Regions from separate parts of the Homo sapiens genome. Here region 1 is linked to region 2. The links are chromatin loops, found by intact Hi-C in ENCODE. Cell type or tissue: endothelial cell of umbilical vein. All regions are shown on one strand. Each heading gives the region's core, and the rest is flanking DNA. Links, peaks and the distances in the headings are about the cores only. Region 1 overlaps LOC105376434 (a long non-coding RNA gene). Region 2 overlaps FAM107B (family with sequence similarity 107 member B).

What was found. Peaks named below come from ENCODE experiments on the same cell type or tissue, not always from the same donor. Only the 100,000 strongest peaks of a DNase experiment are listed, where the experiment ranks them.
Region 1: it touches region 2 in a loop (9-fold over the local background); 1 of 110 quality-filtered maps calls a loop at or near these places.

The regions. Positions count from the first base shown.
Region 1 is chr10:15,198,008-15,203,386 of GRCh38, reverse strand. The region is part of intron 1 of LOC105376434 (a long non-coding RNA gene); the gene reads left to right. Among named protein-coding and RNA genes, the nearest start is that of FAM171A1-AS1, 7.9 kb to the left of the region's middle. RefSeq lists an enhancer at 1,818-3,017. In endothelial cell of umbilical vein, for the core only: no CTCF peak of the experiment used is centred there; DNase peaks (open chromatin) are centred at 1,626 and 2,486; H3K27ac peaks cover 4,262 bases.
Region 2 is chr10:14,585,335-14,590,713 of GRCh38, reverse strand. All of the region lies in intron 2 of FAM107B (family with sequence similarity 107 member B), which reads left to right. Among named protein-coding and RNA genes, the nearest start is that of MIR1265, 150 kb to the right of the region's middle. RefSeq lists an enhancer at 2,237-2,436. In endothelial cell of umbilical vein, for the core only: no CTCF peak of the experiment used is centred there; a DNase peak (open chromatin) is centred at 2,463; H3K27ac peaks cover 4,334 bases.

The DNA.
Region 1 (5,379 bases), core at 79-5,078, 610 kb before region 2:
GCCTCCCTGAAAATTTGGAGGCTAGGATTTTTCAAGGATAGTTTGGCAATCAAGGGAACGGGTGCTGCTGATTGGTTGGGGGTGCAATCATAGGGGTGTGGGGAATGGTCATTGTGAGCACTGAGTCTGCTTCTGGGTGTGGCCCCAGGACTGGTTGGTGGGTCCAGGTGAAGCCATTGGTCAGTCATCAGAAATGCAAAAACCTGAAAAAGGCATCTCAAAAGGGCAATCTTAAATTCTATGATACGATGCTATTTGCAGGAGTGATTGGGGAAGTTGTACATCTTGTGGCCTCCGGAACAATGGCTGGTAACCATTTCTGTCTACACCCTAGCAGAACTCAGCTTCCTATCAGTCTCCTAACCTGATTGTCTTTCATTAGCTTTACAAAGGTGCTTTAGTTTGGGGAAAGGGCTGTTATCATTGAAACTGTAAACTAAGTCTCTCCCAAAGTTAGCTTGGCCCAAACCCAGGAATAACTATGGGCAGCTTGGAAGCTAAAAGCAAAATGGGGGTTGGTTGGATCAGATCTCTTTCACTGTCATCATTTCCTGTTATAGTTTTTGCCAAGGCAGGTTCAAAACCAGGGAACCAACTGTAAAAGACAAAGTATAATAATAACTCCCTAAAGAGTTTCATTTTACACACCACTTTCATAATACATTCCTTTTTTGTTGAGACACAGTCTTGCTCTGTCACCCAGGCTGGTGGGCAGTGGCACAATCTCGGCTCACTGCAACCTCCCACGTTCAAGTGATTCTCCTGCCTCAGCCTCCCAAGTAGCTGAGACTACAGGCGTGTGCCACCATGCCTGGCTAATTTTTGTATTTTTAGTAGAGACAGAGTTTCACCACGTTGGCCGGGCTGGTCTCAATCTCCTGGCCCCAGGTGATCTGCCAGCCTCGGCCTCCCAAAGTGCTGGGATTACAGCCCCAGCGTAAGCCACCACGTGAGCCACCACGCCCGGCCTCATATTACATTATTGTGTTATGATTCTCACAGCTACCCTGCTGTATAGCTAAGGCAGGTGATGTTAATCCACACTTGCATTCAAAGACACTGAAATAAATTCTTACCAAAACAGTGGCGAAGACCCAGGATTTGCACTGAAACTCACATGCTGTGTTCAGAAGTGCAGTATTCTCTCTACCCCACACAGCTGCCTTAGAGAGATGAATTCCAGGGCTGGGAACCACGGCTAACACTTAGTACCTCCCACATTTCCAGAAGGGCTCTAAACGTGTCCTGTGGTCCTTACAGTCAACTGGTGAGGTTATTTCTTCTGTCATTTCACAGACAAATAAAGAAGCAGAGTAACTTCATTTATGAACGGTGCTCTCTGCCACTTTGCAATGCTTATTCAATAGAGCTGCTTTCATTATGGAAAGCTAAAAGCTTTGTTTCCCAGAATGCTAACCATTTTATAAACAGTATAACATAATTATAAATGTCTTCCAGAAACACAGTAATAGTAATGTTAAATGATCCTGCGAGCCTCAGAAAAATAACTTGATAGCTACTCTCCGAGGTTGGTTATTTTGGAGTCCTAGTACATTAGTCACTCTTCAAAGGCCAGAGAAGGTAAGAGAGAAGGTTAAAATGAGATCAGATGCCCAGCAGTGGGAAATTTCACATTTGAGATGATGAGACCCATAAATGGGGCATAATGATGGCAAATAAAAAATATCTACTTGGAAACAGAGAAAAGCTCAAATTGCATTGAAGATCAGTTACATTTTTCCTGGACAGAGGACAGAAAAATTTTCTTCTTTTTCTTGAGTAAGTGAAAAGGAATATAAGGTCTTTCTCAGGGATGAGGTTTGCCTTTTCTGGATTAAAGGGTAAAAGCTGAAGAGGCACATCTTCAGACAAGTAGCAATAGAGAACAGAGACAATTCTTGGCCATAGAGCATTTTTGAGGATCTCATATGAAAGATAGTCATTTTTTAAAGATGTCATTTTTCTATAATACTGCAGCTAGCTCCCCTCAGATCATCACCGGGATAAGACAGCATCAATGGATATGTTGCCCAGGCTGGTCTCAAAATCCTGGCCTCAAGCAACCTCCCACCTCAGCCTCCCAAATTGCTGGAATGACAGGTGTGAGCCACCACACCTGGCTGCAAGTTGAATTTCTTTGGATGTCTATTCTTTGTGCCTGAAACTTCAGATTGACGTACTTAGAAAATATAGGGCTGAACTGACCCCCATATAACATCTTGACTTTTTCAACCAAACTTTAATTATTTCAACTGAATAATTTAAAAAAAAATTTTACCCTTGGTGACAGCTGTCAAATGATGGAATATCTTGTGTGAATTAGAATCTCTTGATTTTCAGGAATACCATCATAATAACAATGATGTTGTGATTTTTTTAACTTGAGAATGACCTTTGGAATAATTAAAAAATGCCTTGGTATGACTCAATCCTTTTCCTCCCTCTGTCCTCTGAGGCTTTACCACTGACCTGGAATTCAGGATTCCAGAAATCCTTGGTGAATGAAGTCACCACATTCTTTGTGAAATTATTCACAAGTGTGATCATTATCAGTTATCTGTTTCCTTTGATAAGGTTACTCCCAATTGTTTCAATGTGTGACTCTATAGATAAAATCGTATTATAGTTTTGTTATGATTCATATCGCTAGTATGCTGATAGTCTAGATAATAACAGAGTGATGATATTGTTGTGGCTTCTTTATTCCAAGTAATATCAAGCCCCAATAAAAAAGTTTGGTTTTTCTTTTCTGAGACAGGGTCTGGCTCTGTCACCCAGGCTGGAGGGCAGGGGAGTGATCACAGCTCACTGCACCCTCAAACTCCTGGGCTCAGGTAATCCTCCTGCATCAACCCCCCAAGTATCTGAGACCACAGATGCATGCCATACCAGTCGGCTAATTTTTATTTTATTTTTATTTTTCGTAGAGATGGAGCTTCACATGGTTGCCCAGGCTGCTGTAGAACTTCTGGCCTCAAAAGATCTTCCTGCCTCAGTCTCCCAAAGTGCTAGGATTAAAGGTGTGAGCCACTGCACTTGGCCAATAAAAGTTTTGAAGATGTGAATAGGAAATTCACCAGGAGCTTCCTGTTCACCTCCTTGCTTCAAGTTTATGGAAGTCTTGACTTATCCTTGTCCTTGTCACCAACAAGCCTTGTAGCCGCAGCCTCTGCTCAGGGGGACAGTGTTCCCACCCTCTTCACCAGTGAAGCTGCTGAGATCCCAGGGCAGCTGGCTCCTTCCCATGGAAAGATGAACTATGATTCCTCATTTCCCCAATAAATTTACGATTTTGCTGAGAAAACAAATATACATATTTGAGAAATTTAACAGTGCAAGCAGATAGAATATCAGACATCAAAATCTGTATGAAATTTCTCCACCTCGGAGAATGACTGAGTTTTGGCTTCACTCACACTAAATAATGAAAAAAGGGAACAAGCAGTGTAGGTTTCACTCAGGATGAAAGCCCTGGAACCCTAGAAGATTGTGGGGATAGGTAATGGATGGATTCAACATGCCTTTCTCTTAGGACTGTCTGAGATCTTACAGCTGAGATTAGCATAAACATCTTTGAAAGACAAATTCTGGTTGTTAGAGAAAACTATGTCATTATTCAGAGGGGACTGTCAGGCACCTCTTTGCTGAAGAGGCCACACAACACAGAGTGGGGGATGCCTCTTGCTAAATAATGTTTCAGCCACATGTGGCAAAGAGTTCAGAGACCTGAGGGAGGTCCAGTGCAGACTGAACTACAAACTTCAGCCTTCACTGTCTTAAGAATAAGTTAGTCTGGGCTGGGCACAGTGGCTCACACCTGTAATCCCAGCATTTAGGGAGACCAAGGTGGACGGATCACCTGAGGTCAGGAGTTCGAGGCCAGCCTGGGCAACATGGTGAAACCCTGTCTCTACTAAAAATACAAAAATTAGCCAGGTGTGGTGGCACACCCCTGTAATCCCAGCTACTTGGGAGGCTGAGGCAGGAGAATCACTTGAACCTGGGAGATGGAGGTTGCAGTGAGCCGAGATCCCGCCACTGCACTCCAGCCTGTGCCATGGAGCAAGACTTCGTCTCAGAAAAAAAAAAAAGAATAAGTTAGCCTTGGCCGGGCTCGGTGACTCTTGCCTGTAATCCCAGAACTTTGGGAGGCCAAGATGGGTGGATTGCTTGAGCTCAGGATCTTGAGACCAGCCTGAGCAATATGGGGAGACTCCGCCTCTACCAAAAAAAAAAAAAAAAAAAAAAATTAGCTGGGCATGGTGACACATGCCTGTAGTCCCAGTTACTCAGGAGGCTGAGGTAGGAGGATCACTTGAGCCCAGGAGGTCAAGCCTGCAGTGAGTTGTGTTCATGCCACTGCGCTCCCGCCTAAGTGACAGACTGAGACTCTGTCTCAGAAACAAAACCAAAAAAAAGGTGGGGGACACTTGCATGGCAGCTCATGCCTGTAATCCCAGCACTTTGGGAGGCCAAGGTGGGCAGATCACTTGAGCTCATGAGTTTAAGACCAGCCTGGGCAATACAGGGAAACCCTATCTCCAAAAAAAAAAATGCAAAAATGACTTGGGTGTGGTGACCCACAGCTGCAGTCCCAGCAACTCAGGAGGCTAAGGTGGGAGGATCGCTTCAGCCTGGGAGGTGGAGGCTGCAGTGAGCTGAGATCGCACCACTGCACTCCAGCCTGGGTGACAGAGTGAGATCCTGTCTCAGAAGGTTAGTCTTAAGAATCCTTTGAATGGATCAGAAAGGGAGAGCCCTTCTCCAGAATTGGATACCGGTGTAACAGGGTGTCAGTGTGCGGAATTTACAAAGAGAATGCCTGGAAACCGGCCCCACAATGCTTAGTCCACTTTAAAAAGGGTCATGAGAGACAGTGAGAGCATTTTGGAGGATTTCTTTGGACAAAGCAGTGCTGATAACTCCAGGCACCCTCCCACCCTCTGACCCTATCCCTGCTTTACTCCCAAGCCCAGGGTTAGGGGAGGGGGCAGAAACTTCTGCGAGCAAAGAGGCTAAAGCTACAGGAGGGAGAGAGAAGTGCTGACCACAACTCTCCCTCTGACCACATGTTCTCCATTATTGCCATCCCCTCCCACCCCAGCAAAGTAAAGATTGAATGCCAAAGCAAACTAATTCAATACATTAATTCAAATGTTCAGTCCTCTGCACCACAACTGCAGCTCAGGAGCATGGCTTCACAATGCGCCTTCCAAGTTGCAGCAGGGATTCTGCAGGATCCTGACTCAAGGTACACATGAAAGCCAGGTGCGGAGGCTCATGCCTCTAATCCCAGCACTCTGGAAGGCTGAGGTGGGTGTATGGCTCCAGCCCAGGAGTTTGAAACCAGCCTGGGCGTTATGGCGAAACCCTGTCTCT
Region 2 (5,379 bases), core at 109-5,108:
CACTACGCCTGGCTGAGAAATGGATCTCTTAATGGCACCTCTCAACTTCATTGTTAAGAGTGTTTGGAGAGGGTAGATACTTGAATTGTTTCTGTTAGGAAGAAATTGAGAGTTCCTTTGGAAGAAGCATGATCGTAGCGAATGAATTTAATTTACATATGCTCCATCAGCACCAGGCTGCACGGTGACATACTACATCCGCAGTTTGATTTTGGGACAACTTCCATACTTGAAGGCTACCAGAATGGAAATATATTGATTCTAACTATCATGGGCAAGCCTGTCTTTTGCCACAATGTGTTGTTTGAAACCTATTTGTTAAAAGGATCATTATAAAGTAGGTTCTAGGATTCCCATAGTCACAGTCTCATTCTGAGGAGTCGTGCTGTTGACCAAACACTTGATTTCATATAAATCATGGCTGTGACCAATAAGTCCTAAAAGAAAGATGTGAAAACTAGAAACGTGGAAGAGTTTGAAATCATAAATGTTGCTTCTGTTGTCAGAGAGGTCTTGAGCTTGGAGAAGCCATAGAAATGAAGAGGTCATCTAATCAAGATTCTTCATTTTTGGTGAATAAACCAACGCTTAGATGTGTTAAATTGCTTGCCCAAGACCACACAGCTAATGATTTGTAGAGTTGGAACCAAAACTCATCCTGGAATAAGGACCATTAGTACGTTAAGTGTTTCTTTTGAACATGTTAAATGCTTCTTACATGCATCATTTTTGGATCCTCATGACAACCCTGTGATTTAGGACTGTAATTGGTTTTATTTTCTGAGGAGGATGTTGAGGCATAGAGACATTGAATATCTTGCCCAGGATCACCCAGGACTGAGATATATTCACTGCAAAGAATGTGCTTTTCTTTTTTTTAATTTTTAAAATTTTTAAATTTTGCTTTATGTTCTGGGCTACATGTGCAGTACATGCAGGATTCTTACATAGGTATACATGTGCCACGGTGGTTTGGCGCACCCATCAATCTGTCATCTAGGTTTTAAGCCCCGCATACATTTGGTATTTGTCCTAATGCTTTCCCTCCCCTTGCCCCTCATCCCCCAAGAATGTACTCTTATTCACCCTATGGTGTACTGCCTTCTGATTCATTCAGTCATTCATTTCTTCCTTGTTATTATTATTACTGTTTAAAATTCATTATTTCGTGTTAAAGGAATGCCTTATTCCTAACAGCCCAGAAACATTGCCTTTCAAGGACTTTCCATATACTCTTAAAATCTATATTTTTAAAAACCTACCAGCTCTAATTATTGCAGATATAGTCAGTGGAAATCACTAGCTATAATAAATGTTATTTGAATAATTGGTAATTGTGCCTGGCTTACTAGTATTTGAAAAAGCTTTCAGATTATAGATGGTTCAGGACTCTTATAAGATGTCTAGGTAAGTTTGAACTGATAGTTTCTTTCTTTTGATAAATGTCCTATGCCAACCTACAGCTTTAAAAATAATTCCTTTGACCATTCTTTTAAAAAGTCACCACTTACTCTTTTTTTTCTTTTCTTTTTTTTTTTTTGAGACAGTCTCGGTGTGTCACCTAGGCTGTAGTGCAGTGATGTTATCTCGGCTCACTGCAACCTCCTGGGCTCAAGTGATTCTCCTGCCTCAGCCTCCCAAGTAGCTGAGACCACCGGCATGCACCACCACACCCGGCTAATTTTTGTATTTTTAGTAAGGATGGGGTTTCACCACGTTGACCAGGCTGGTCTCGAACTCCTGACCTCAAGTGATCTGCCTGCTTTGGCCTCCCAAAGTGCTGGGATTACAGGCGTGAGTCACTGCGCCCAGCCTCACCACTTATTCTTTAAATTCTTGGAAACATCATGAAGGAATCAACTTGGGATGGGTTTGGAGCCCTCCTTCTCTCTCTTCTTCCTCCTTTTCACTCCCCTTCAGTAACAGTAACATCCTGGGGAGCTCTGAAGCTGAGATTTCATAAAGATCAGATGTGTTTTTGGGAGACAGCGTGTGTGGGGTGATGGGTGGGGAGGAGTGGAGGTGAGAAGTCACCCTGTGGCATGGGAGAGGATGTTTGATGTTGATTTTCTGAGTGTCAGCCTCCTGTTTCTCAGGACGGTTGGTTGACTGTCTTTTTCTCTACTTGCGCTGCCCACAAAGAGCCAGATGTGGGTGCCTCCGGGGGTTTATGGGACCCACTTACCTGTGTGAAGCTGGCTTACAGAGAGGGGAGAATGGGTAGACCCTGGTAGCGTCCAGGGAGACTTTCACGTGGGCGTGGTTTGTACTCTGACCCACTGGTGACTTTAAACAATTTGTCATCAAATACCACAGTTGGCTTTGCAGCTATCTGGTATTTGTGCCTGGAGTAGGTTTGTTTGTTTTGTTTTAAATGCTTCTAAATTACAATTCTTTGTGAGCTTCCTGTTTCCTACTTACAGCTGAAATATGTGATGACTGACTCTACCAGGACTGCTTTTTTCCCCTTTTCTGCATTTGTGCTGGAAACAGAACAGCTTGCACGCACAGCCTGGAGCATGTTGCCTGCATGTGCTTCTTGGTGGACGTGAGCACATGGCTGACTAATTTCAAAAACCGCCTATTTATATCCTCTTCAGAAGCGCTGTCAGACATTAGGCACTCTCTCTACTAACGTCACGTCGATTAATATGGATTTTAAAATGGAAGTAAATTATTTTTTACTCATGGGTGAGTCATTAGATAGTCTTTTTTAAATATACATCCCACCATTTCTCTCAAGGGTGTCACACTGGTAATTGTCCCATGCTGGAGTTTTCAGCAGTTATCATAGGATTGAGTGCAGGAGGAGGCTGTGGAGAACACCTAACCCTCTGATTTTATAGATGAAATGACAGCCCAGGGTTGCTGAATTACTGAGAGCTCAAAGCTCCTTGGTGCAAATCTAGGACTAGAGCTCTCTCCTCCCGTAGCTTCGAATTGAGCACAGTGTCCTTTACTGTCACCCACCTTGCCTCACCCTACCTACCCCACATGCTGGCACTTGCCACCACAAAAGAATAAAAACAAGGACAGGAAACAAAACTTCCTAGTTGCTAGGGTTGTGGTGACGATTTTATAGCAGAAAAGAAAATAATGTTTAAGATATGTAATCCTAAAGAAACTGTCTTTTTTTGGATGTTTGTGTAAGACAAATTCTTATTCATACTAATGGAAAGTCTTAAAAACATTAAACATGAAAAATAGTTGTTCATACCATGAAAATAAGCCTAGGCATTTATTTAAATGTATGAGAACTATCTTTGTCGACTGTGTCTGTTGTCCACATTTTGACTTCTAGGGCTAAGCAACTTCCCGCGATTGGATAAATATGGGAGTTCTTTCTAAATAAATATATGAGAATATATTTCTGTGCATAAATACATGAGAATAAATACATGAGTACCTGCATTGTGTCTTACACTGTCATTATCCTCAGGCTTTTTTCAGATGTATGTTGTCATTTATTAGTTCCGACACTGGCGCATTAGAAGGACGATGAACTTTTTGCTAGATAGACCTAGGTGGCATGTCGTAAGTGCTTTTATCTTGGTGAGTTCAAGTTTTCTCATCTCTGCAGTGTGACTATTATCAGGCAGGAAAAGCACCTGGCACAGTGCCTGTACACAGGTGTGAACAGAGGTTAGTGTCTGCTCCCCCAAGGTGGTGTTGTGATGTGATGTCATACGTGATTGTTTACACTCTCACCTGATGGGCGAGACTATTCCATTCTCATAGGACTCAATGAGAGAGAGTTTGTCCCAGGATTGGGGTGAATGTTTCACCTATATCATCCTCTTGGGCCTTCTCCACCTGAAATGTAGCCTAGTTTGATAAGCAGTGGTAGAATACAGAGACAGGTTAGGAACCTGGTGGGGGTAGAGGGTCCATACTGGAGCTCTGGGATCTAATTGGAGAGTGGAGGAGCGACCCTGGGCTCAAAGGTATGGCTGTCTTCATCCATTTGGGCTGCTGTAACAAATACCACAGACGGGGTGGCTTAAACAGCATTTATTTCTCACAGTTCTGGAGGTTGGGAACTCCAAGATCAAAGATGCTGGCAGATTTGGTGTCTGGTGAGGGCTCCCTTCGTGTTTTGTAGAAGGCCACCTTTTTGCTGTATCCCCACATGGTGGAGAGGGAGATCATCTGCCTGGTGTCTCTTTTTCTAAGGGCACTAATCCCATTCATGAGGGCTCCACTTCTATGACTTAATTACTTCCCCTAAGCCCCACTTCCAAATATCATCACGTTGGGATTAGGGCTTAAATAATATGAATTTATGGTGGAGGAGGAAAAAATATTCAGTCCATAGCCATGGCCAAGGTGAGCAGAGGCTTCAAGTCTATGGGCAGGCAGGATTCTCATCTCATATATTTTTTTCTTTTATTTTTAAATCTACCACAGAGACGTTCTTTGCTACAGGTAGGATTCTTAAAAGCAAAGCAGTGTTCTGAAGAGAAGGTGGGTTTTCAGTGGCCTGGGATGGAGGAGGATAAGGAGGATGTGAGTTGTAGAAGTGAGAGTGAGGCTGAAGGTCAGGAATTGAACTAGCACATGAGGAATTCGGGTCAGGAGGTCACCAGTAACCAGGAGTTGACAGTGATGCGGACTCAGTGCCCTTGCCCAGGTATTTTGTTGCTTGCTGGGTTCCTGTTTATGCAGGAGCTGATTGCTGGCTGGGAGCACCCCTGCACGCCCAAGCAAGAGGGATCCAGGGTCAGCAGTTAGTGGCAGGAGAACCCCCTGAGGGTGCCTTGTATGCAGGGAGAGTGCATTTCCTGTTTGGTTTGGGACGAGCCTGGTCCAGGTGTAATTAGTAACAGAGGCTTCCTCCTTACTCAGCAATGACTGCTGTGGTCGACAATTAATATGGTCACCCTACTCACGAGTACTTGGTTGCAGAGAAGTATTTGTTATGTGTATGAGTGAAGATCCTGACCAAAGATTTGACCACACAAGGTTCTGTGGTGAGTCCATGGTTTACCTGTCTCATGGGCGGAGCTTGGCTGCCTCTCTTTGTGTACTTGTTATTTGAATTCCAAAGAACGTTCTGCGCCACACTTTTCAGAGCTCTTTTCTCCCAGTGTGTGTTTTAGATGGCCGTCTGTTTTGTCATTGATAAGCTAATTCTGTAAACCTCAGGGCAGCTGCACATGCAGCATCTGTAATTGCACCTCTGTAATTGGCTGGAGTGCTCGAGAGACTGTACTTGCTTTTCCTGGCGCCCCCCAGGGTCCGTGGCTTCACCTAAAGGCTTGGTGGCAGGGACTGGTGAGAGAGGGAAGAGGAAGAGAGGAGGGAGAGGATTCTTGGTCTTCTACTCATCAGCCTGGTTGACAGGGGCTGGGAAAGTCTGATTCTTAGTTGACTGCCGGG